Linked DNA regions of Homo sapiens: regions 1 and 2 are each linked to region 3. A link is an interaction called in ENCODE POLR2A ChIA-PET data of the cell type or tissue named here. Cell type or tissue: GM12878. All regions are shown on one strand. Each heading gives the region's core, and the rest is flanking DNA. Links, peaks and the distances in the headings are about the cores only. Region 1 overlaps LOC124903854 (a long non-coding RNA gene). Region 2 overlaps SPEN-AS1 (SPEN antisense RNA 1). Region 3 overlaps ZBTB17 (zinc finger and BTB domain containing 17).

The links. ChIA-PET counts read pairs that join two places held together with the same protein. Peaks named below come from ENCODE experiments on the same cell type or tissue, not always from the same donor. Only the 100,000 strongest peaks of a DNase experiment are listed, where the experiment ranks them.
Region 1: POLR2A ChIA-PET joins it to region 3 with 6 read pairs; 3 of 35 experiments call an interaction of 5 or more read pairs at or near these places.
Region 2: POLR2A ChIA-PET joins it to region 3 with 11 read pairs; 27 of 35 experiments call an interaction of 5 or more read pairs at or near these places.

Annotation. Positions count from the first base shown.
Region 1 is chr1:15,595,089-15,603,442 of GRCh38, reverse strand. It overlaps LOC124903854 (a long non-coding RNA gene), which reads left to right. Exons shown (of 3, transcript XR_007065483.1): 1 at 1-354; 2 at 7,459-7,593. Among named protein-coding and RNA genes, the nearest start is that of AGMAT, 14 kb to the right of the region's middle. In GM12878, for the core only: no CTCF peak of the experiment used is centred there; no DNase peak of the experiment used is centred there.
Region 2 is chr1:15,839,272-15,847,625 of GRCh38, reverse strand. The region is part of intron 1 of SPEN-AS1 (SPEN antisense RNA 1); the gene reads left to right. Among named protein-coding and RNA genes, the nearest start is that of SPEN, 4.3 kb to the left of the region's middle. RefSeq lists silencers at 1-182, 2,999-3,068 and enhancers at 1-276, 277-789, 2,669-2,768. In GM12878, for the core only: no CTCF peak of the experiment used is centred there; no DNase peak of the experiment used is centred there; H3K4me3 peaks cover 1,947 bases; H3K27ac peaks cover 1,899 bases.
Region 3 is chr1:15,961,971-15,970,324 of GRCh38, reverse strand. All of the region lies in intron 2 of ZBTB17 (zinc finger and BTB domain containing 17), which reads left to right. LOC124903855 (a long non-coding RNA gene) reads right to left here. Exons shown (of 3, transcript XR_007065486.1): 3 at 2,682-8,354. Among named protein-coding and RNA genes, the nearest start is that of ZBTB17, 10 kb to the left of the region's middle. RefSeq lists enhancers at 4,203-4,392, 4,675-4,844, 8,288-8,354. In GM12878, for the core only: no CTCF peak of the experiment used is centred there; DNase peaks (open chromatin) are centred at 3,994, 4,914 and 6,078; H3K4me3 peaks cover 2,349 bases; H3K27ac peaks cover 3,333 bases.

The DNA.
Region 1 (8,354 bases), core at 1,348-6,347, 370 kb after region 3:
GGCTTGCACGAGGGCGTCCCGGCATCCGCGATCAAGCGGGCCCTGCTGCTTTTGGGGCTGACCCTGCGGCTGGGGTGCTGCGGCGTCGCTCTGGCTATGCCCGGTCCACTCACGGACTCCCTGCTTTGGCCTGCTCAGCTCAGGAGAACCGGGCCCGACTCCATTTCGGGCAGTGGTGGACAGGGAAACTAGTGCCTGCCTGTAGTGGTCCCAGGCATAGAGCTTCCTGCAGCTACCCTGTGGCTTAGTTCACGTTTTGTTGCTTTGACCACCGATGAGAAATGTGCAGTAGGGACCCTGTAGGAGTCTGCTTACCCGAAATGGTTTCTGTCTTGAATAGTTGTTGAGTGAAAGGTAACGTGTTTCGATTAAATATATATGTGTGTGTGTGTGTGTATTCCCAGAAGTGAAAAGACTTAAATATTCTTTTTTTTTTTTTTTTGAAATGGAGTCTCGCTCTGTCGCCCAGGTTGGAGTGCAGTGGCGCGGTCTCGGCTCACTGCAACCTCTGCCTCCCGGGTTCTCTGCCTCAGTCTCCCAGTAGCTGGGATTACAGGCGCCCACCACCACGCCTAGCTAATTTTTTTTTTTTTTTTTTTTTTTTTTTTTTTTTTTTAGTAGAGACGGGGTTTCACCATCTTGGCCAGGCTAGTCTTGAACTCCTGACCTCGTGATCCACCCACCTCGGCCTCCCAAAGTGCTGGAATTACAGGTGTGAGCCACTGCGCCTGGCCTAGGATTTTCAATCTAGAAACGGTCGTGGAGTGTCTGGGACTTGTATGTAGCTCGCTGTTTACTAGAGGGTTTGGTATTTCACGTGTATTTAATTTATATTTGGATTGGATTTTACTTACTTTTCTAATCAGCCTGTGAACTAAAGTGAACAAACAGGTTTCAGTGCCCTTTGTTTTCAGACATAAGGAAACATGACCGGAGAAATTATAGTCATGCATTGTTTAACAGAGATATGAGAAATGCATCTTAGGTGAATCTATCATTGGAATATCATAGAGTTTTTTTGTTTGTTTGTTTTGTTTTTGAGACAGGGTCTTGCTGTGTCGCTCAGGCTGCAGTGCAGTGGTGCCATGACAGCTCGCTGCAACCTCGATCTGCTGTGATACTTCTGCCTCAGCCTCCTGAGTAGCTGGGACTGCAGGCCTGCATCACCATGCCAGACTAATTTTTTAAAATTAAATTATATATTTTTGTATATTTTAATTTTCTTTTTATAGAGAAAGGGTCTTGCTATGTTTCTCAGGCTGGTCTCGAACTCCTGGTCTCAAGCAATCCACCTGCCTCAGCCCCCCAAAGTGCTGGGATTACAGGCCTGAGCTACCATGTCTAGACCACAGCCGGCTAATTTTAATTTTTTTTGTATAGACAGGGTTTCTCCCTCTGTTGCCCAGTCTGGTCTCCAACTTCTGGGCTCAAGCAGTCTTCCTGCCTTGACCTTCTAAAGTGTTGGAATTACAGGCATGAGCCACTGAGTCCTGCCCATAGAGTGTACTTACGCAAACCTAGATAGTATAGCCTACTGCACACCTAGGCTATATGATACAGCCTACTGCTCCTACGCTACAAATCTCTACAGCATGTTACTGTACTGTATACTGTAGGCAATTGTAACACAATGGTTGGTATTTTTGTATCTAAACATAGAAAGGGTACACTAAAAATGGTACAATAAAAATACAATATTGTAATCTGATGGAACCACTGTCTTATATGCAGTCTGTTGTTGACTAAAGATCATGTGACATGTGACTGTATTTGCTCAATGTATTGCATGGAGAGGGCCAGTGCTTCTCAAATGTGTGTAGTAACCACTTAGCAATCTTTTGTTTTTTTAAGACGGAGTCTCACTCTGTCACCCACGCTGGAGTGCAGTGGTGCGATCTTGGCTCACTGCAACCTCTGCCCCCCGGGTTCAAGCAATTCTCCTGCCTCAGCCTCCTGAGTAGCTGGGATTTCAGGCGCACACCACCACGCCCGGCTAATTTTTGTATTTTTAGTAGAGACGGGGTTTCACCACCTTGGCCAGGCTGGTCTTGAACTCCTGACCTCGTGATCCACCCCCCTCGGCCTCCCATAGTGCTGGGATTACAGGCGTGAGCCACCGCGCCCGGCCAGGAACCTTGTTAAACTGTATATTCTGATTCATTAGGTCTGGAGCAGGTCCTGAGAATTTCTGCAGTTCTGACAAGCTCCCAGGTGTATATGATTCTGCTGGTGTGATGCACGCCTCAAATAGCAGTAGCCCTAAGTGACACGGTTAATAGCACAATTGCCTCCTTTCCATATCTGATTCTTATGCCCAAACAACAATTTCTTAATATTTATGAAATTTCAGTTACATATGAAGAGAAAGTCATAGGATGGAAATGACAAATAGCGTTGCCAAGATAGAATTTTTATTAAGGATTCATTTTGCTTATTTTATTACTTGAAAATCTGAGAATTCACAATATTGGAAATAATGGGCTTAAAAATATCAAGCTGGCTGGGTGTGGTAGCTCGAGCCTGTAATCCCAGCACTTGGGAGGCCGAGGCGGGGGGATCACCTGAGGTCAGCAGTTTGAGACCAGCCTGGCCAACATGGTGAAACCCCATCTCTACTAAAAATACAAAAATTAGCCAGGCATGGTGGTGGGCGCCTGTAATCCCAACTTCTCGGGAGGCTGAGGCAGGAGAATTGCTTGAACCCACGAGGCGGGGTTTGCAGTGAGCCAAGATGGCACCACTGCACTCCAGCTTGGGCCACAAGAGCAAAACTCCATCTCGAAAAAAAAAAAAGTATCCAGCGACACGGTAGCTCACGCCTGTAATCCCAGCACTTTGGCTGGTCAAGGCAGGTGGATCACGAGGTCAGGAGTTCAAGAACAGCCTGGCCAAGATGGTGAAACCCCATCTCTAATAAAAACGACAAAAATTAGCTGGGCACAGTGGCAGGCACCTGTAATCCTAGCTACTCGGGAGGCTGAGGCAGGAGAATCGCATGAACCTGGGCGGCAGATGTTGCAGTGAGCCGAGATTGCGCCACTGAACTCCAGCCTGGGCGACAGAGAGACTCCATCTCAAAAGAAAAAAAAAAAGTATTAAGCTTTTTGTTGTTAGAAAGTCTTTAACTGCTGGGCGTTGTGGCTCACGCCGGTAATCCCAGCACTTTGGGAGGCCAAGGCAGGCGAATCACCTGAGGTCGGAAGTTCAAGACCAGCCTGACCAACATGGAGAAACCCCATCTCTACTAAAATTACAAAATGAGCTGGGCGTGGAGGCACATGCCTGTAATCCCAGCTACTCGGGAGGCTGAGGCAGGAGAATCACTTGAATCCCGGAGGTGGAGGTTGCAGTGAGCGGACATCATGCCACTGCACTCCAGCCTGGACAACAGAGTGAGACTGTGTCTCAAAAAAAAAAAAAAAAAAAAAAGATTTGTTAGGCAGGACCAGAGCAATGCCAACTCTAGGGCTAATTATTCCCCTGAGGCAAGACCTTCATAAGTACTCTTTCCAATGCCCCACACATTACGAGTTTTTCCAATCTGGATCATAGGAGTAGGCACTATTCCTTCTAATCCAGGGGTCCCAGTCTCCAGGCCGCGGACTAGTACCAGTTGGTGGTCTGTTAAGAGCCGGGCCGCATAGCAGGAGGTGAGTGGCAGGCGAGCGAGCATTACTGCCTGAGTTCTGTCTCCAGTCAGATCAGCAGCAGTATTCCATTCTCATAGCAGCACAAACCCTATTGTGAACTGTGCACGTGAGGGATCTAGGTTGCCCACTCCTTATGAGAATCTAACGAACGTCTGATGAACTGAGGTGGAAGAGTTTCATCCCGAAACTCCAAAAAGGTTAGGAATCGCTGTAGTAATCCTTTTACGTGGTTCTTTCCCCAGCCTTGTGTAGTTTTCTTACATATGTATCCTGAACAGTACTCTGCTGAATGCTAGAGGCGGGGACCTTTTACAGATCTCTGGGGTTCTGTCTGAACAACTCTCTTTCTCTGGTACTCTGTCCTTTCCATCTGGCTACCTTGGTCTCCCTGGACTCAGCTCTGTCTCCTCAGCTCCGGGATTCCACCAGGCCCTTCCTCACTTTGCTCTTCTTGCAGTAGAGCCTGGAAACCCTCAAGGCAGTAAGCTGGAGCAATAATAGGGCTCACTTCACTTGTACTTTTTTTTTTTTGAGACGGAGTCTGGCACTGTTGCCCAGGCTGGAGTGCAGTGGCGCGATCTCAGCTCACTGCCACCTCCACCTCCAGGGTTCAAGCGATTCTTCTGCCTCAGCCTCCCGAGTAGCTGGGACTACAGGCGTGTACCACCACACCCGGCTAATTTTTGTATTTTTAGTAGAGACGGGGTTTCACCATATTGGCCAGACTGGTCTCGGACTCCTGTCCTCGTGATCCGCCCGCCTCGGGCTCCGAAAGTGCTGGGATTACCGGCGTGAGCCACCGCGCCCAGCCATTTGTACTTTTTTCAGGGATTTCTGTCCTTTGTTGCGTGATATCCGGTGTCTTAAAGACCATTTGTTACATTTTGGGGATCCGTATTTTGGTTGTTTATGTGGGAAAGTAAATCTAGCCCCTGTTTATCTTCAGTTCTGGAAGTGGAAGTCCAAATATCACACCCACCTGGCACACTTTTACCACCCCAAACCATTGAATATGGAAACTGTTTTAAGTGAGGTTGTATACTATTGAACTCATATCCAATTACTTCCAGGGGAAGCTATTATCCTGTCTTGATATCCCTAACAGACTTAACCAATGCCTGGCACTTGGCTGACATTCACTAAAAGCTGGAGAGCATGAATAAACTATTTTTAGCAGACAGCTGTTGATCAGCTTATGGTGTTTTCTTCCAACATTTGTTGATGGGCTTTTGCAATTTTCTTTTTGCCTGCCGGCAGCAAAAGGAAGCCAGGCAAAATGGACATTTCTGGGACTTGTTACTCATGATTGTAATTATCCACAAAAACGCACCCTTTAAAAAGCTTTGATAGGCATGAAGGAACTTTTGGGGGTGATAGAAATGTTCTAAAACTGAGTTGTGATGGTTGCACAAGGGGACGAAAAATCATTAACTTGTACACTTAAAAATGGGTGAATTTTGTGGTATGTAAATTACACCTAAAAAAAAGCTTTTTTAAAAAGCTTATCTGAAAGATTTCCAGGCATTTTAAGGTGAAAAAAGGACACATTGCCAACAATTTGTACAGGAGAAACCTGTACTTTTTCCAAAGTCTCATATGAATTAAAGTACAACCTTGAGGCCAGGTGCCTGTAATCCCCACACTTTTTTCCCAGCACTTTTGGATGCTGAGGTGGGCAGATCACTTGAGGCCAGGAGTTCGAGACCAGCCTGGCCAACATGGCAAAACCCCTTCTCTACTAAAAATACAAAAATTAGCTGGCTGTGGTGGTGGGCACCTGTAATCCCAATTACTCAGAAGGCTGAGGCAGAAGAATTGCTTGAATCCAGGAGGCGGAGGGTTGCAGTGAGCCAAGATTGCACCACTGCCCTCCAGGCAGGGCAACACAGCAAGACTCCATCTCAAACAAAACAAAACAAAACAAAACAAACAAACAACCTTGAGCAGGAGTAGGAGCAGACTATGGTCAACTTATACTTTGTACAATACATATGTATTAGGTGTAATCAGGAAAATATTAAAGATTTTAAAAGAAAGACTAACACTGAGAAAAATCAAAGGGCAATTCCAAGAGAAAAGGGGCTTATTTGATCGAAAGGGAAGATTCCATTTCCTTCTCCACTGGCTCCTAATGTGGTGGTGGTGGGGCGTGGGGGTTCACACCAAAAAATTCTACAATTCTCTGCAGACCTTAGGAGGGTGTCTGTCAGTCTCTTGCTATAATGGAATGCCTGAGGCTGGGTAATTTATCAAAAAATGAAGTTAAGGGCTTGGCGCGGTGGCTCATGCCTATGGTCCCAGCACTTTGGGAGGCTAAGGCAGGTGGATCACCTGACATCAGGAGTTTGAGACCAGCCTGGCCAATATGGTGAAACCCCATCTCTACTAAAAATACAAAAATATTAGCTGGGTGTGGTGGTGGGCACCTGTAATCCCAGCTACTCGGGAGGCTGAGGCAGGAGAATTGCCTGAACCCGGAGGCAGAGGTTGCAGTGAGCTGAGATCGTGCCTCTGCACTCCAGCCTGGGGACAGAGTGAGACTCCATCCCAAAAAAAAACCAAACAAACAAAAAACGAACAAACAACAACAAAATGAAGTTAACTTGGCTAACAATTCTGCTGGCTGGAAGATGGAGAAGCTGGTGAAAGCTTCAGGCTGCTTCCACTCATGGCAAATGGTGAAATGGAGCCAGTGTGTGCAGAGATCTCGCAGCAAGAGAGAGAGAGACAGGGGAGGCGCCAGGCTATTTTTAGCAATCAGCTCTTGTGGGAGGGAAAAGAGTGAGAACTCACTGACCCCTTCCCCGCAACAAGGCATTGGTTATTCATGAGGGATCTACCCGCATGACCCACACCCTGCCATTAGGGGATAAACGCTCAGCATGAGATTTGTAGGGAATAAACATCCAAACTTTAGCAGTGTCCTATGATTTATCTCAATCCTGACACTATCTACCTGGAAATAGCATCAGATTCCCCAGGTTACAGGCTTAGTCCCTTAAGACTGCCCCCACTTCAGACACTGGGTGCCAGTCCCAGGTTGTCACCTGTACTTCTTGCAGACTCGCTATAAATTAGAAGTTCCCACCATTCCCTCCTCTCTGGGTTTGATCATCTGCTAGGACAGCTCACAGAACTCAGAACGGTCTACTAACCAGATTGCCATTTATTATGAAAGAATATAACAGGAACAGCCAGTGGAAGAGCTGCATAGGGCAAGGAACATGGGAAGGGATCTGGAGCTTCCATGCCCTCCTCAGGCACGCCACCCTCCCCGCAGCTCCGTATGTTCACCAACCTGGAAGCTCCTTGAACCCCATTCTATCAAGATTTGATGAAGGTTTCATTACATAAGCATGAGTAACGAAATGATTGATCATTGAGCTTTTTTTTTTTTTTTTTTTAGAGACCCAGTCTCTAAAAAAAAAAGAAGAGAACAAATACTTTATCAAACCATTTATGTTATACTATAGGAAATGTATCATACATGCTTTATTTGTATGAGATGTCTATATCTGCACTTCAAGCATTAATTCTTACCTTCCAAAAGTGCTTAATAATGTTTTTCTGGGTTTAATTGCCTAGCACAAGTTGGCTTATATTTGGATTTGTCTAAACAGCATTTTTCTACATGTCCTTGACCTTTGTGCACTTTAGAACCTTGGTTTTAAGCTACAGTCCTGTTAATCATCAATTATCAAGTATTCATTCTTACTAATAACTTGAGTCAGATCTATGTACCCAGAGCATATAGTTCATAATTAATAATTAGCTCTTGCATTTGTCTAATGCTTCCTTCCTCTCTAAGGACCAGGTTGATGGTGAACATCATCACTGGAAAGTCAGGAAAGGTTATAGTCCCTACTTTGCAGAGGAAGAAGGACTACTCAGAAGCAGCTGACCTCCTTGGGCAAAGCGAAATGCCATCTAAAAGAATGCATAGGTGACTGGCTGGGGCTTGAAAGAAATCTGAATATTTTCTTCAATAAAAAATTAAATGAGGGCCGGGGGCGGTGGCTCATGCCTGTAATCTCAGCACTTTGGGAGGTCGAGGCGGGTGGATCACGAGGTCAGCAGTTCGAGACCAACCTGACCAACATGTGAAACCCCGTCTCTACTAAAAATACAAAAATTAGCCAGGCATGATCGCGGATGCCTGTAATCCCAGCTACTCAGGAGGCTGAGGCAGGAGAATCGCTTGAACCTGGGAGGCAGAGGTTGCAGTGAGCTGAGATTGCACCACTGCACTCCAGCCTGAGTGACAGAGTGATACTCCGTCTCAAAAAAAAAAAAAATTAAATGGTACACAGATGACATTATGATACCCATTGTATAATAAAACTGTTGAGATTTCAGGATGAAATTACATTGACTAAATTTTTTTCCAGTGATTTAGGAGGTGACATAAACTGTGTCACCTGACTAATTGAAGGAGAACTCTGTCCATTTCCTGAATTATCTTTTTTCCTTTGTTAGATCATCAAGTAGAAGTTTTCTGTGCCCTCTCCTGGCTTGATTCTGAAACTGCATAACATTCAGCCTCACTGGGTGGGTCTCTGAGATAAATTCATGCTCTCCCCTTCCTCTCTCCTGCCCATAGGAGGCTTATTTTATTTTATTTTATATTTTATTTTATTTTATTATTTTTTGAGATGGAGCCTCACTCTGTTGCCCAGGCTGGAGTGCAGTGGCACCATCTCGGCT
Region 2 (8,354 bases), core at 2,002-7,001, 120 kb after region 3:
GAGAAGCTGAGTTCCTCCCAGCCGGCGCGCAGGCGCGCGGACCGGGCGACGAAGTGAGGGACTACAGGCGGGGAAGGAACGCTCGCGCGCTCGGCCCCGGTGCGCAGGCGCGCAGCTGCTAGTGGAGTCCCGCTGCTTGGCGGGCTCTCGGTCGGGTTCCCGCGCCGGGCAAGGGGCGGCTGAGGAAGCAGGAGCGGTCTTTAGCCCCTCCAGCGGCAACCCCAGGCCCCGGCCTGGTGGAAGATATGAAGAGAAATGCAATTGGTTTCCACAGGGCTACGGGTCAAAGCGGCTGCCAAGGCCTGTCCCCTAGAAGTCAGGACCCCTTCGTCCTCCGCTCACCTGGCGGCCAGCTCCTGGCGTTTCCGGACACTTAGATTCCTGCCTGCTTGGGAAAGCGATCAGAAAAAGGTTGCCCTTCTCACCGCTCTGCTGAACAGCGACGGCTTCAGAAACGCATCCCATCCAAGAGTCACTGGCTTGTAACATGAAGCAACTTTTTTTTTTTTAATACGGGGTCTCGCTCTGTTGCCCAGGCTGCTGGAGTGCAGTGGCACGGTCTCGGCTCACTGCAATCTCCGCCTCCCAGACTCAAGCGATTCTCCTGCCTCAGCCTCCCAAGTAGCTGGGATTACAAGCACCCGCAACCACACCTGGCTAATTTTTGTATTTTTATTAGAGACAGGGTTTCACCATGTAGGCCAGGCTGGTCTTGAACTCCTGACCTCAGGTGATCCGCCCGCCTCGGCCTCCTAAAGTACTGGGAGTACAGGCGGGAGTCACTGCACCTGGCCTAAGCAACTTTTTTATATAGAATCTTGCGAAACCGTTTGCAAGATACCCTTGCTGATCGCTGTGGTATAGAAGGAATAAAACGGAAATGAGACAGGAATCCAATATTGTTCCCCTCAGACCATAATTTAATATTTAAACAGAGAAAGGAATTAGACCTCTGGCCTTTCCAGGCCTAAGAGCTTTTGAAACCTACAGTTGAACTTTCTTTTTTTTTTTTTTTCCTTTGAGACGGAGTTTTGCTTTTGTTGCCCAGGCTGGAGTGCAATGGTGTGTTCTCGGCTTACTGCAACCTCTGTCTCCTGGGTTCAAGCGATTCTCCTGCTTCAGCCTCCTGAGTAGCTGGGATTACAGGCATGCGCCACCATGCCCGGCTAATTTTTGTATTTTTAGTAGAGACAGTTTCTCTGTGTTGGTCAAGCTGGCCTCGAACTCACAACCTCAGGTAATCCACCCGCCTCAAGCCTCCCAAAGTGCTGGGATTACAGGCTTGAGCCACCACGCCCAGCCTCTTTTTTTTTTTTTTTCCTGAGACCAAGTTTCACTCTTGTTAGCCAAGCTGGGGCACAATGGCGCTGTCTCAGCTCACTGCAACCTCCGCCTCCCAGGTTCAAGCGATTCTCCTGCGTCAGCCTTCCGAGTAGCTGGAATTACAGGCGCGCACCACCACACCAGGCTAGTTTTTTGTATTCTTAGTAAAGACGGGGTTTCACCATGTTGGCCAGGCTGGTCTTGAACTCCTGACCTCAGGTGATCTGCCCACCTTGGCCTCCCAAAGTGCTGGGATTACAGGCGTGAGCCACCATGCCCGGCCAGTTGAACTTTTATATAAAGGCCAATTTACAGAAATTCAAGGAAAACCCATAAAATTAAGGTAACTATATCGAGAGAAAAATAAAATTATTTATAATAAAAATACACAGAAATACCAGAGGTGTGCTGCTTCAGGTGCAAGCCAGATTTTTTTTTTTTTTTTTTTTTTTTTTTTGGAGACGCAGTCTCACTCTGTCACCAGGCTGGAGTGAAGTGGTACCATCTCTGCTTACTGCATCCTCCGTCTCCCGGGTTCAAGCAATTCTCCTGCCTCAGCCTCCCAAGTAGCTGGGACTACAGGCGCAAACCACCACGCCCAGGTAATTTTTTTACGTTTAGTAGAGGCGGGGTTTCACCATGCTATCCAGGATGGTTTCGATCTCTTGACCTGGTGATCTGCCCACCTCAGCCTTCCAAAGTGCTGGTATTACAGGCATGAACCACCAGCCCAGCCAATTTTAAATACTTGGCCTCATCGATTATCTCCTTAAATACAAACTAACTTACAAACGACACTATTTGAATTCGAAAATATTGTCACCAAAACCAATGGCACTAATATCTCAGGTCACCTATGCATAACTAAATTGTTTCTTTGTAGTCTCAGCTACTGGAGAGGCTAAGGCAGAAGCATCATCTGAGTCCAGGAGTTCCAAGCTGTAGTGCACTATGATTGTGCCTTGAAAAGCCCCAGCACTCCAGCCTCAGCAACATAGGAGAAACCCCTCTCTTAAAAAAAGAAAAAAAAAAGTAAAATTGGCTATTTACATCTGGCCATTTCTCTGTCACAATTATCACATAAGGAAAGTCAAGCTAACACCCTACTAACGAAACTCATGAACTATTCAGTACTGTGAACGTGGCTGCAGTTAGTCAACTGTTGAACTGATATGCATTTTTCTATGAAGCATGAATTTGAATACAAGCACCCAAGTTTGAAGCAAATTTTAAAATCTGATGTAAAATCTGATAGACTGAATTAGCTGAAACCTCTTGGGAAAGACCAGTGTCACCATGAAGAACAGTGTCACCTCAATTGTATTAAAAGGTGCAACTGACAAGAGGATTCAGAAAAGTGTCTCGCAATTAGAGAAATAAAAGGCATGTCTCGCCTTGAATGGAGGCTTCTGTTAAAATCATGATTTTAAAAAAAAAAAAAAAAGAGCCGGGTGCGGTGGCTCACGCCTATAATCCCAGCACTTTGGGAGGCTGAGATGGACGGATCACCTAAGGCCAGGGGATCAAGACCAGCCTGGCCAACGTGGTGAAACCTGGCCTCTACTAAAAATACAAAAATTAGCCTGGCGTGGTGGTGCTCACCTGTAATCCCAGCTACTCGAGAGGCTGAGGCAGGAGAATCACTTGAACCCGGGAGGCAGAGGTTACAGTGAGCCGAGATCGTGCCACTGCACTCCAGCCTGAGCGACAGAGTGAGACTCAGTCTCAAAAAAAAAAAAAAAAAAAAAAAACCATTTTCACCATTATAGCCAGGTCCTGTAGTCAAATCAGGATATAGTGATTGCATGTCAAGTATGAAGTTTCTTGCTTTTTTTTTTTTTTGGTTGACTGTTTCTATTGCAAAAGCTCTTAATAACAAAACTGATAAGTACATGCCCTTTGCTCAGCCCCAAATCAAGTTTTTGATTTTCTCAGTGCTTTTCATTTTTGCTGACAATGCATCAAAAAACACCAGAAAAGCTTTTCTCCATTTGTATTCCTGTTACAAAGCTTTACAGGGGCAGAACTTCTTTAAAGCATGTATCTTTGTTATGTTTTCAATAGAAAGGCAACCCACTCTGTTATTCTCTGATGTTTTTTTATTTAACAATAATTGATGCTCACTGAAAAAGATCAAAAAGTAGGTTGTGATTTATCTATGATAAACGGATGGTGAAGTGAATTTCCTCATTTGATTACTAAAGATAATTCAGAAAGCTGACATTAAAGCAGAGCCATTTGCAAAGTGGAATTAAAATAGATTTGTTTTTAATCAGGTTTTATTTTCACACTGTGAGGAGCTGCTGTATTTAGCATGCTAGACATGCTCAAAGAGTTCAGTCATGCGTAATGAAAGCTCAGATGGAAAAAGCGTCTGAGCCTCCAACTCAGGCTTTGAATGCTAACCCAGCCAGTAGAGTAGTAAAATAATATCTCCATTTAAACAGGACAGGATAGTTATCAGATTTTAACAAGAATTTGGTTACAAGTCAGGTCCCAAGCTATTAAAATTAAGCTGTTTCAGGAGAAAACATGCACTTAAAATATAAGCATTTTGGCCGGGCCTGGTGGCTCACGCCTGTAATCCCAGCACTCTGGGAGGCCGATCATAAGGTCAGGAGATCAAGACCATCCTGGCTAACACAGTGAAAACCCATCTCTACTAAAAATACAAAAAATTAGCCGGGCATGGTGGTATGCACCTGTAGTCTCAGCTACTCGGGAGGCTGAGGCAGGAGAATCGCTTGAACCCGGGAAGCAGAGGTTGCAGTGAGCCCAGATCACGCCACTGCACTCCAGCCTGGGCAACAGAGCGAGACTCTGTCTCAAAAAAAAAAAAAAGAAAAAAATATATATATATGCATTTCTTCTTTTTTTATTTTGAGACAGTCTTGCTCTGTTGCCCAGGCTGGAGTGCAGTGGCGTGATCTGGGGTCACTACAACCTCCACCTTCCAGGTTCAAGAGATTCTTGTGCTTCAGCCTCCTGAGTAGCTGGGACTACAGGTGCCTGCTACCACGCCCGGCTAATTTTTGTGTTTTTAGTAGAGATGGGTTTTCACCATGTTGGCCAGGCTGATCTCGAAACACTGACCTCAAGTGATCCACCTGCCTAGGCCTTCCAAAGTGCTGGGATTACAAGTGTGAGCCACTGCGCCCAGCCCAAAATATAAAAATAAAATAAAATATATATAAAATATAAAAAAAATTCTTCTTTTTTTCTTTTGAGATGGAGTCTTGCTCTGTCGCCCAGGCTGGAGTACAATGGTGCCACCTCAGCTCACTGCAACCTCCACCTCCCAGGTCCACACGATCCTCCCACCTCAGACTCCCTAGTAGCTAGGACTAAGGTGCACACCACCACACCCAGCTAATTTTTGTATTTTTAGTAGACACAGGATTTCACCATGTTGGCCAGGCTGGTCTGGAACTCCTGACCACAGGAGATCCACCTGCGTATTTCTTCTTAAAGGCATCATATAAAATATATAAAAGGCATCATATAAAATCATATAACTGGCCAGGCACAGTGACTCATGTCTGTAATCCTAGCACTTTGGGAGGCCGAGGCGGGTGGATCACAAGGTCAGGAGTTCAAGACCAGCTTGGTCAAGATGGTGAAACCCCATCTCTACTAAACATACAAAAAAATTAGCCAGGTGTGGTGGCGGGCGCTTAGAATCCCAGCTACTCGGGAGACTGAGACAGACAATTGCTTGAACCCAGGAGGCAGAGGTTGCAGTGAGCCAAGATCGTGCCAGTGCATTCCAGCCTGGACGACAGTGAGACTGCATCTCAAAAAATAAGTAAATAAAATAAAATAAAATAATATAATATTAACTAGCTATAAAATGAACAAAGCCCCAACCACATGAGAATTTGACAATACCAACAAACTCGTACTATTAGAACCAAATTTTTTCCCCAAAATAACAGAAAATAAAACGCAACACCACTGTAATATTATTAAAGGGTGTTTGATCTCGGCAGTGAGCCAAGATCGCGCCATTGCACTCCAGCCTGGGCAACGAGCGAAACTCCATCTCTAAATAAATAAATAAATAAATAAATTATCAGAACTCCAAAGAATTGAAAATATTAGCTAGCTAGTCCTCTAGTTCTTTTTTTTTTTTTTTTTTTTTTTTTTGAGACAGGGTCTCCCTCTGTCGCCCAGGCTGGAGTATAGTGGTGCAATCTTAGCTCACTGCAACCTCTGCCTCCCAGGCTCAAGCCATCCTCCCACCTAGTAGCAGAGTCTACAGGCGCACACCACCAGGCCCAGTTAATTGTTTTTGGTATTTTTTTGTAGAGGCGTCTCCATATTGCCCAGGCTGGTCTTGAACTCCCGAACTCAAGGGATCTGCCAGCCTTGGCCTCCCAAAGTGCTGGGGTTATAGGTGTGAGCCACTGCACCCAGCGCAGATCCATTCTTTAAGCAAGCTAATACTTTATAACAGAGCCAGGCACGGTTGGCTCACGCCTGTAACCCCAGCACTCTGGGAGGCCCAGACAGGTGGATCACCTGAGGTCAGGAGTTCCAGACTAGCCTGGCCAATATAGTGAAACCCCGTCTCTACTAAAAATACAAAAATTAGCTGGGCATGGTGGCATGCACCTGTAATCCCAGCTACTCAGGAGTCTTAGGCAGGAGAATCACTTGAACCTGGGAGGAAGAAGTTGCAGTGAGCCTGGGCAACAGAGTGGACTCCGATAAAAAAAAAAAACACTTCATATGGTACTTTACTGTTCAACCCTCTAAGAAAGCTAAATAATTTATTCCGTGTTATTTTTAGTTTTTCAGAAATGAATATACTGGCTGATATATTTTTAAATCAGTTCTTAAGTTTCTACCATTGTTTATTTCTGGAAAGTTGCTAAAAGTAACATTTTTCCCCCTGTGAGGAAATACTGGCAATATACTTAATACTAAGAATTACTAATGCAGTTTACCAATATTTGTGTAATTGAGTGGAAAATAGACTGGAAAGATATTTGCAAATGTTAATCATGGTTAATGCCTATGTGGTAGAATTTGAATTTTTTAAAAAAATTTTATTCCTGGCTGGGAGCAATGGCGCATGCCTGTAATCACAGTACTTTGGGAGGCTGAGGCCAGTGGATCACCTGAGGTCAGGAGTTCGAGACCAGCCTGGCCAACATGGTGAAACCCCGTCTCTACTAAAAATACAAAAATTAGGGCCGGGCGCGGTGGCTCACGCCTGTAATCCCAACACTTTGGGAGGCCAAGGTGGATAGAACACAAGGTCAAGAGTTTGAGACCAGCCTGGCCAATATGGGGAAACCCCGTCTCTAATAAGAATACAAAAATTAAGGCCGGGCACAGTGATTCACACCTGTAATCCCAGCTACTCGGGCGGCTGAGGCAGGAGAACTGCTTGAACCCAGGAGGCAGAGGTGGCAGTGAGCCAAGATCACACCACTGCACTGCAGCCTGGGCAACAGAGCAAGACTCTGTCTCTAAAAAAAAAAAAAAATTATCTGGGCAGGGTGGCGTGTACCTCTAATCCCAGCTACTTGGGAGGCTTAGGCAGGAGAATCGCTTGAACCCGGGAGGCAGAGGTTGCAGTGAGCTGAGATCATGCCACTGCACTCCAGCCTGGGTGACAGAGCAAGACTCCATCTCGAAAAAAAAAAAGAATACAAGTGCCTGGCACGGTGGCTCACACCTGTAATCCCAGCACTTTGGGAGGCCGAGACGAGCGGATCATGAGGTCAGGAGACAGAGACCATCCTGGCTAACACGGTGAAACCCCGTCTCTACTAAAAATACAAAAAATTAGCCGGGCTTGGTGGCGAGTTCCTGTAGTCTCAGCTACTCAGGAGGGTGAGGCAGGAGAATTGCTTGAACCTGGGAGGTGGAGGTTGCCATGAGCCGAGATCGCGCCACTGCACTCCAGCCTGGGCAACAGAGTAAGACTCCATCTCAAACAAAAAAAAAAATTAGCCGGGCATGGTGGTGGCCACCTGTGATCACAGCTACTTGGGAGGCTAAGGCAGGAGAATCACTTGAACCCGGCAGGCAGAGGTTGCAGTGAGCCGAGATCAAGCTACTGCACTCCAGCCTGGGCAAAAGAGTAAGACTCCATCAAAAAAAAAATTATTCCTCTATATTTTCTAAGTTTTTCTTTGGTTAACAGGTATTACTTTTATTTTATTATTCTTTGAGATCGGGTTGCTCTGTTTCCCAGGCTGGAGTGCAGTGGTGTGATCACCTTACTGCAGCCTCAACCTCCTGGGCTTAAGCAATCCTCCAGCCTTAGCCTCCTGAGTAGCTGGGACCACAGGCCCATGCCACCACACCCGGCTTTTTTTTTTTTGAGACCAGGTCTCACTCTGTCACCCAGGCTGGAGTACAGTGGTGCAATCTTGGCTCACTGCAATCTCCGCCTCCTGGGTTCAAGGGATTCTCCTGCCTCAGCCTCCTAAGTAGCTGGGACTACAGGCGCACACCACCACACCCAGCTAATTTTTGTATTTTTAGTAGAGACGGGGTTTCGCCATGTTGGCCAGGATGGTCTCAATCTCCTGACCTTGTGATCCTCCCGCCTCGGCCTCCCAAAGTGCTGGGATTACAGGCGTGAGCCACTGGGTGCGGCCCCCTAAGTTTTTGTCTTTTTTAAAAGAGATGGTGTCTGACCATATTGCCCAGGCTGGTCTGAAACTCCTGGTCTCAAGCAATCCTCCAGACTCAGCCTCCCAAAGTGCTGGGATTATAGAAGTGAGCCACCAAGCCCTGTCAGGTATTGCTTTTATAATCTGAAATTAAAAAGTTATAATAAAATGACTTGGGCCGCTCTCGGTGGCCCACACCTGTAATCCTAGCACTTTGGGAGGCGAAGGCAGGTGGATCACCTGAGGTAGGGAGTTCAAGACCAGCCTGACCAACATGGAGAAACTCCATCTCTACTAAAAATATAAAATTAGCCAGGCCTAGTGGTGCATGCCTATAATCCCAGCTACTCAGTAGGCTGAGGCAGGAGAATCGCTTGAACTTCGGAGGCAGAGATTGCA
Region 3 (8,354 bases), core at 1,538-6,537:
TTATTTTTCCTTCTCAGCATCAGTTTCATGTGAGCATCTTCCCATGAGGGCTGCTCAGATGTCTCGCCTTTGTCCTCCTCACCCTTCAAAAATAAGTGAGAGTCAAGCAATTTAGACATTTATCAGCTTGGCAAATAAACTTGGCAGCAAATAGAAGTCCTACTATTGTAAAGAAATTGATAAGACAAAAGGTACATATGATGACCCAACTACTGTGGTGTTGGGTAATTTATAAGGTTGACCTCTGACTTCATTGATGTAAAATCCTATTGGAAATATGACGGCAGCCATACAGAAAAGCATCATCCCAGTGAATGCTATCCATCGAACATATTTTGTAGCTTCTCTTCCCCAGTGGGAAGCCACCAGCAAACCACATGTGACAATCAATGGGAGGGCAGATTCACACCTGACTCCAGAGTCCTAGCTGCCTCCGTCTGTCTAAGGGGAATTTTACAGTCAATGAAATGATTCCCATGATGATAAAAAACAGCATGGTGACCCACTCCAGGGGAAGCTGGGGAGGGATGCACATCCCCTCTCGTCCACGCATTGTTTGACACTGTCCCATGAGGCCCACAGTGAGTGCTCCCACAGACTCCCTGGTGTTGAGCCAGTCTGGGTTGGTGATGCTGGCGATGGCGAAGATATTGGCAGTCAGAAAGAGACATCCTGAGATAATGGTCAATTTATCATCTCCCTGCCCTGCTCCCCCCACCCTCCGAGGCCCAGGCAGGCAGCGGCCTCACACTTCCCACCCCATGAGCGGCCTCTGGGACCTGGAGTCCCCACACTACTGCCTCGTGCCCCCTCGGCCCCCGTGCACCTAGGACCACCAGCCGTGGCATGGCCCGCAGCCCCCAACCTTTTTGGCACCAGGGACCGGTTTTGTAGGAGACAATTTTATCACAGAAAGGGGGCTGAGGGGTGGGGGGTGGGAGGTGGTTTCAGGTTGACTTAAACACCTTACATTTATTATGTACTTTATTTCTATTACTATTACATTGTAATATATAATGAAATAATTGTACAACTCACCATCATGTAGAGTCAGTGGGAGTCCTGAGCTGCTTTTCCTGCAACTAGACGATCCCATCTGGGGTTGATGGAAGACAGTGACAGATCATCAGGCATTAGATTTTCATGAGAAGCTCACAACCTAGATCCTTCACATGTGCAGCTCACAATAGGGATTGAGCTCCTGTGAGTATCTAATGCTGCTGCTGATCTGACAGGAAGCGGAGCTTAGGTGGTAATGGCAAGTGATGGGGAGCGGCTGTAAATACAGGTTGAAGCTTCGCTCACTTGCGTGCTCACTCGCCCGCCACTCACCTGCCATGTAGCCCACTTCCTAACAGGCCACGGACCAGCAGTGGTTTGTGGCCCAGGGGTTGGGAACCCCTGGTATAGTGGACATTTATGAAATGTTACTTACCTCCTGCTGCAAGGTACAGGCTGGTTGGAAGCTGGAGGCCAGTCAGGTTTGAAGTTGAGGAAGGCCCAAACCTGTGGGGACGCCAGGTTGCCATCCTGCCCTGTGGCAGGGGCTATCCAGGTTGTGCATGGACAGTCAAGGACTACTCTGTGCCCCTTCTGTTTTCTGGGAGAGTTCCCCCAAGCTTTCTAATTAAAGTCATCAAACCTTGGCTACTCAGAGACCATATCCTGAGAGATCTGGTAAGGGGTGTTTTGAGGATTCTCTCTGCCTGTTTAATTCCTTCAAGTTCAGATGCTTCTGGGAAGCCTTTTCTGAGCCATTCCCAGTTCCCCCAACCCAAGTGAGTTTGGAGCCCCTCCCCTGCGACTTCTTAGCATCCTGTTTTTGATCTCTATTAACACATTTTCACCTCAATTATGATCCGAGGCTTCCTTGCCTGCCTTCCCATGAGACCGCCAGCATCTTGGATGCAGGACAGGGTCTTATTTATCCTGGTACTGCCACTGTGTAGCTTGTTTCCTGGCACACAGCTGGCGCTCAGCAAGTGTCGGATGAGTGGATGATCAGCCTTGATTGGCTGAGGAGGAACTGGCATTTGGGGCTGGAGAAAACTCCATGTAATTGAGGGCTGAGCATGCTTCTTGTTTATTGGGCATTTGGCTGTCATATGGGAAATAGACATGGTGAACTCTGACCTTAACTGTGAGAGTTTTGGTCAGAAGATGGTTTCTCTGTCTTTTTGTCTTGTTCCAGTATAGCAGGGTTTCTCAACCTTGACACTTCTGACATTTGGGGCCAGATAAGTCTTTGTTGTGGGGGGTGGGTTTCTGTAGCGTCTCTGGCCTCTCCCCATAGATGCCAGTGGTAACTCTTCTCCAGTGGTGACACCCCAGAATGTCTCCAGATATTGCCAAATATCTCCTGGCACAAAATCACCCCCAGTTAAGAAACCCCTGCAGTATAGGGTAGCAGTTAGGAACACAAACTCCTAAGCCAGGCGTATGTGGGCTTATGTTTGCTTCTTATAATTACTAGCTGTATGCCCTTGGGCAAAGTACTTGACCTTTCTAACCCTCAGTTTCCTCAGTTGTAAAATGTGGATAATAGTTACCTTGAATATAACTTTATTGGGTGGAATTATTAATAAGGTCATGCATGTAAAGTGCTTAGTCGAGTCCCTGGCTCCATAATTACTGTTATTTGATAGAAGACTCTTGAGGGTCAAAAAAGAAAATATGCAGAGTTTAGGAAGAAAACAACATTTACTATGGGAATGCATGCACAAGGTAGAAAAATCAGAAGGTTCTCAAGCGTGTACCTGTGGAAAGTAAGTTACCCCCCTCTCCTCCCAGGAAACTTTTTTTTTTTTTGGTAGAGACAGAATCTCGCCGTGTTGCCCAGGCTGGTCCCAAACTCCTGGGCGCAAGCAATCCATCTATCTCAGCCTTCCAAAGTGCTGGTATTATAGGCTTGAACCACCAAACCCAGCCTCATATAACACTTTTTTTTTTTAATTAGGGCCTTGCTCTGTGGCCAAGGCTAGAGAGCAGTGGAGCTGTCATAGCTCACTGCAGCCTCGACCTCCCTGGCTCAAGCGATCTTCCTGACTCAGCCCCCCAAGTAGCTGGGACTACTAGCACACACCACCACACCTAGCTAATTTTTCTGTTTTTTGTGGAGATAGGGTTTCGCCACGTTGCCCAGGCTGGTCTTGAACTCCTGGGCTCAAGTGATCCACCTACCTGCGCCATCCCAAAGGACTGGGATTACAGGTGCGAGCAGGGGTGGTGTCCTGTGGGGTGACCCATTGTTGGGTTTGACATCACAGTAGGGAGGGACCTCAACTTTAATGAAAACAAAAAACTCCAAATACATTTTATGTACAAAACATATTGTCCTGGAGATCATAATCTACTTCTTTTGCTGGCCACGGCTTTTTTTTTTGTTTTTTAATTAATTAATTAATTAATTTAATTTTTGAGACAGGGTCTCGCTCTTTCGCCCAGGTTGGAGTGCAGTGCTGGGATTATAGCTCACTGCAGCCTCGACCTCCAGGGCTCAAGCGATCCTCCCACCTCAGCCTCCCGTGGCCACAATTTTTAAATGGTTGAAATAATAGAGGTCAGAGAGTAAGTACTGTGGCTCATTGAACCTTGCTGCGTGTGTGTGGAATGCCAGCACAGAGAATCCTTATGGACATCAATAGTTTGACAGTCCCAGGGTGATTAAGGTTGACCTCAGTAATGCAGTCAGCACAGATACGTGTAGAAAACTGGGGCTTAGGCTCTTGGATTCAAACGTGCTTGTTATGAATTGAAGAGAGATGGTTCGTAGGGCTGGGCTTCAAAGGAAGGAAGCAAAGGGCATGGTTAGAACTGAGAGTTGTTCACTCATATCTAAACAGCAGTGTGGACAGAGGCTCAGAGGTGGGAATTCCCGCTGCGAGTGGAGAGCGGGCCAGAAAGCAGGCTTAGTGGGTTCATTGTAACATCAAAAATCTACTCAGCTTCTGGTCTTGAAAGGTCTGGCAGTAGAATCTGTTCTCCCCACCCCAGCCGCACCACTTCCTATACTGGAACTTATTAACCTAAGCAGTCACTTTCCTGTCCCGAGTGGCAGGCTCCACTCGAATTTCGCCAGCCTGCCCCATGGGAAGCTGTATCACCAGAGCTCAGAGAGCAAAGCACTTCTCATTTCTGTAGTCTCGGGGCCATGTGGGCCCCTCAGGGATTTTCCCCCGTTACTGTGACTCAGTCAGCAGCCCAAATTAATGCTTGGCAAATGATTTAAAGTAAGAAAGAACTTGTTTAATTTTGTAAATCGTTTTTGTTAAATGTTGACTCCATACAAAAGAATGTGTTCAGTGTAAAGAATAAGGATACAAGAAACATCTTCCATGTACCCATTACCCAGTTTCCAAAAAGAACTTACTGTTACCTTTGGAGTCCCCTGTGTCCCCTCCCTGATCTCACCCGGCCCAAGTCATCCCTGAGTTTTGCTTTTATCACTCTTGCTTTTCTTTATAGTTTTACCATGTGTTTGTATTGCTAAACAATGTACCGTTTAATTCTGCAGGTTTTTGAACTTAATATAATCATATTGTTTTCTTCAGTGCCTTGACATTAATCCACGTTGCATAGAGTGGTATTTCATTTTCACAGATGAATAATGTTCCATTGTATGAGAATTTATTTATCCTTTCTATTACTGGTGGACATTTGGGTTGTTTCCAGTATTTTGCTGAGACAAACAGTGCCACTGTTCACATTCCCGGGACATGTATGCACAGCCTCTCCAGGGACTGCAGCTGGGAGTGGAGTCACAGGGTATGTGCGTCTTCAACTTAACAAATAATGCCAAGTTGTTGCCAAAACTGTTTCCCCAGTTTACCCTTCAACAATTCCGTTTGCCTCATATCCTCTCAACAATGGTATTTTCAGACTTCAACATTTTTACTAATCTGGTGGGCGTACAATGACATCTCATGTGGTTTTGATTTGCATTTTCCTGGTTCTGAGTTGGGCATCTTTTCGTTGCTTACTGATCATTCAGATTTCATCTTCTCGGAAACAACAGATTGTCTTGCTCATTTTTCTATTGGGTGGTTTGTAGACATTTTGTTAGTTTTTTGTTTTTTATTTCTTATTTTGGATACTAATTCTTTGTCAGTTATATGTGTTATAACTACCTACTTCCAGTTTGTGGCTTGTCTTTTCACTGTAGGATATTGTTTTTTGTTTTTGATGAGCAGAAATTCTTTTTTTTTTTTTTTTGATACGGAGTCTCACTCTGTTGCCCCGGCTGGAGTGCAGTGGCGCGATCTCAGCTCACTGCAAACTCCGCCTCCCAGGTTCAAGCGATTCTCCTGCCTCAGCCTCCTGAGTAGCTGGGATTACAGATGCGTGCCACCACGCCTGGCTAATTTTTTTTTATTTTTAGTAGACGGGGTTTCAGCATCTTGGCCAGGCTGGTCTTGAACTCCTGACCTCATGATCCACCCATCTCGGCCTCCCAAAGTGCTGGGATTATAGGCGTGAGCCACCGTGCCCGGCCTGTTCTCTGTTTAAATACCACACTGACTTGTAAAATACATCATTTTAGAAAACTGGTGAACTGGTGTCTAGTAAATCCTTGGCCCATTGCTCTTCCATTTTCATTTTATTTTTTTCTGAGACAGGGTCTCGCTCTGTCACCCAGGCTGTAGTGCAGTGGTGTGATCTTGGCTCACTACAGCCTTGACCTCCCAGGCTTAAGCTATCCTTCCGCCTCAGCCTCCCAAGTAGCTGAGACTAGAGGCACACGCCACCACGCTCAGCTATTTTTGTCTTTTTTGTAGAGACAGGGTTTCACCATGTAGCCCAAGCTAGTCTTGAATTCCTGGGCTCAAGCAATCCTCCCACCTCAGCCTCCCAACGTGTTGGGATTACAGGCGTGAGCCATCTTGCCTGGCCCCATTGTCATGTTAGATTACATTTGTCAAATGCCATAAAAATTGTTGGTATGTTTTATTAGAATTTGCATTGAGTTTATAATATATAAATTTGGGTAGAGCTGACATTTTTATGATGTTGAGTCATCTGATCCATAAATGTGGTATAGCTTTCAATTTACATAACTTATCAAAGTCTAAATTTAGTCAGTGTCTTTATACCTTACTCTCAAACAGTGAGGACCTGAGAACACTTTAATTGCTATCACTTTCTCTTCCACTTTTATTCTGTGGGTGTGCATTTTAGTTCTTTTTAAACCTTTTTTTTTTTTTCTCTCTAGAGACAGGGTCTCGCTGTTGTCCAGGCTGGAGTGCCGTGGCACAATCGCAGCTTACTGCAGCCTGGACCTTCTAGGATTATGCAATCCTCCTGCCTCAGCTTCTCGAGTAGCTGGGATCACAGGCACTCGCCACCACACCCTGCTAATTTTTACTTTTTACTTTTTTTTTTTTGGTAAAGACAGGGTCTCTTTTGGTAAAGACAGGCTGGTCTTGAACTCCTGGGCTCAAGCACTCCTCCTGCTTTGGCCTCCCAAAGTGCTAGGATTAGAGGTGTGAGCCACTGTGCCAGTCCTTTTACAACTTTTATGAGCATCATTAGTTCAGCATTTGTTTAGGTTTGCTCACTTATATATATACTACTTTCATTGTTCTTCCTTCCTTCTTGCATTTAATACTTTTCTTTCTGGGATCACTTTCATCTGCCTGAAATATGTGTTTCATAAGGTGTAAATTTGGGCTGTAGTCCTTTTGGGGGACTGCTAATCATTATACATTCTCAGGGAAGATTTTTCCCTCCTCTGTTCAGCACCAAGATTTGATATAGGCAGTTTCTGTATTGTCTTCTTTCCACCAAGGTTCAGTGAGACCTCCCTCTGGGGATGGGGTGGAGGGTGGGGCTCAAGCTTGCCCAGTTCTGCAAATGTCTTTTCTTGAAACCTGGTTTCAAAGCTCCACTTGCTCTCTGGATTTCAACCCTTGTTTAGATGTGTTTTGACCTCTCAGTATTACTTACTGACCTATCAGTTCTTTGATACATTTTATTTTATTTTTAACTCCTCTTACTATCATTCCCAATCTTTAATGCATTTTAAAAGATGTCTTATCATTTTTAGTCAGCATTTGTGGCTGTTTGCGGTGGGAGAATTGGCCAGGGCACCTTTGCCAGAAATGGAGTTGTTTCATAGTTTTCATTTTGCAGTTCATCTGGCAGCAGCAAACTGTGAATATATTAATGCTTAGTAATGTTCACTTCTGGATTGTGTGAGTCTTTTAAAATTAATTAATTTATATATTCTTTAGAGATGGGTTCTCACTATCTTGCCCAGGGTAGTCTCAAACTCTGGGGCTCAAGCAATCTGCCTGCCTTGGCCTCCCACAGTGTTGGGATTACAAGTGTGAGCCACTGTGCCCAGCCTTGGATTTGCTTTATTTTTTTATTTTTTTTAGAAACAGGGTCTCGCTGTTGCTCAGGCTGGAGTGCAGTGGTTACTCATAGGTGCAATCAAAGCTCACTACAGCCTTGAACTCCCGGCCTCAAGTGATCCTCCTGCTTCAGCCTTTCGAGTAGCTGGGACTACAGTCATGTGCCACCGTAGCCAACCACTGCTGGGTTTTATACGATGTTTTATCGCACTCATTAGTATAAGGAAGAGAGATTGTTATGTGCCTGTGATGACAGAGAATTTGTCCATTTGGTACAGGCTCAGGATCTGTTGAACCCGGTATTCTGTTTGTCCACAGAAGTTTTGTCCTTTTCTATAGCGGAAAGGGCACAGTTTTTAGAGTGTGATGGATTTGGCCTTGAATGTGGGCAGGGCTGTGCAACCTAGGTCAGCAACAACTTCTTAAACTGTGATTTGCTCATCTGCTCAATGGGGGTGACTGTATTAGTCCCCCCTCCCAGGATCATTGTGAGCACTGGTGAGGCGGCATGAAACACTGTGCGTGCGGCACCACAGCAGCTCTGGCCCTGACTCCCTTCATGGCTGCTGTGGGTTATGGTCTATTTGCAAGGGAAGCAACCAGCCCGTGAGTTTCTCTTGCCAGTAACCTCCTCTGGAGTCTCAGCAGATGGAGCTGTTAGTAGCAAGGCTGAGTTTCCTCTCTGCACAGGGCACAGTTCCACCCACAGTCCCTTATCAGGAATCACAATTTTTATTTCATTTTATTTTATTTTTTATTTTATTCAAGATAAGGTCTCGCACTGTCACCCGAGCTGGAGCAGCAGTGCCACAATCTCAGCTCACTGCAGCCTCAACCTCCCAGGCTCAAGTGATCCTTCCACCTCAGCCTCCCGAGTGGCTGGGACCATAGACACCTGCCACCACACCCGGCTAAATTATTTTGGATTTTTTGTAGAGACGGGATCTCACCATGTTGCCCAGGCTGGTCTCCAACTCCTGAACTTAGGCAATCCTCCTGCCT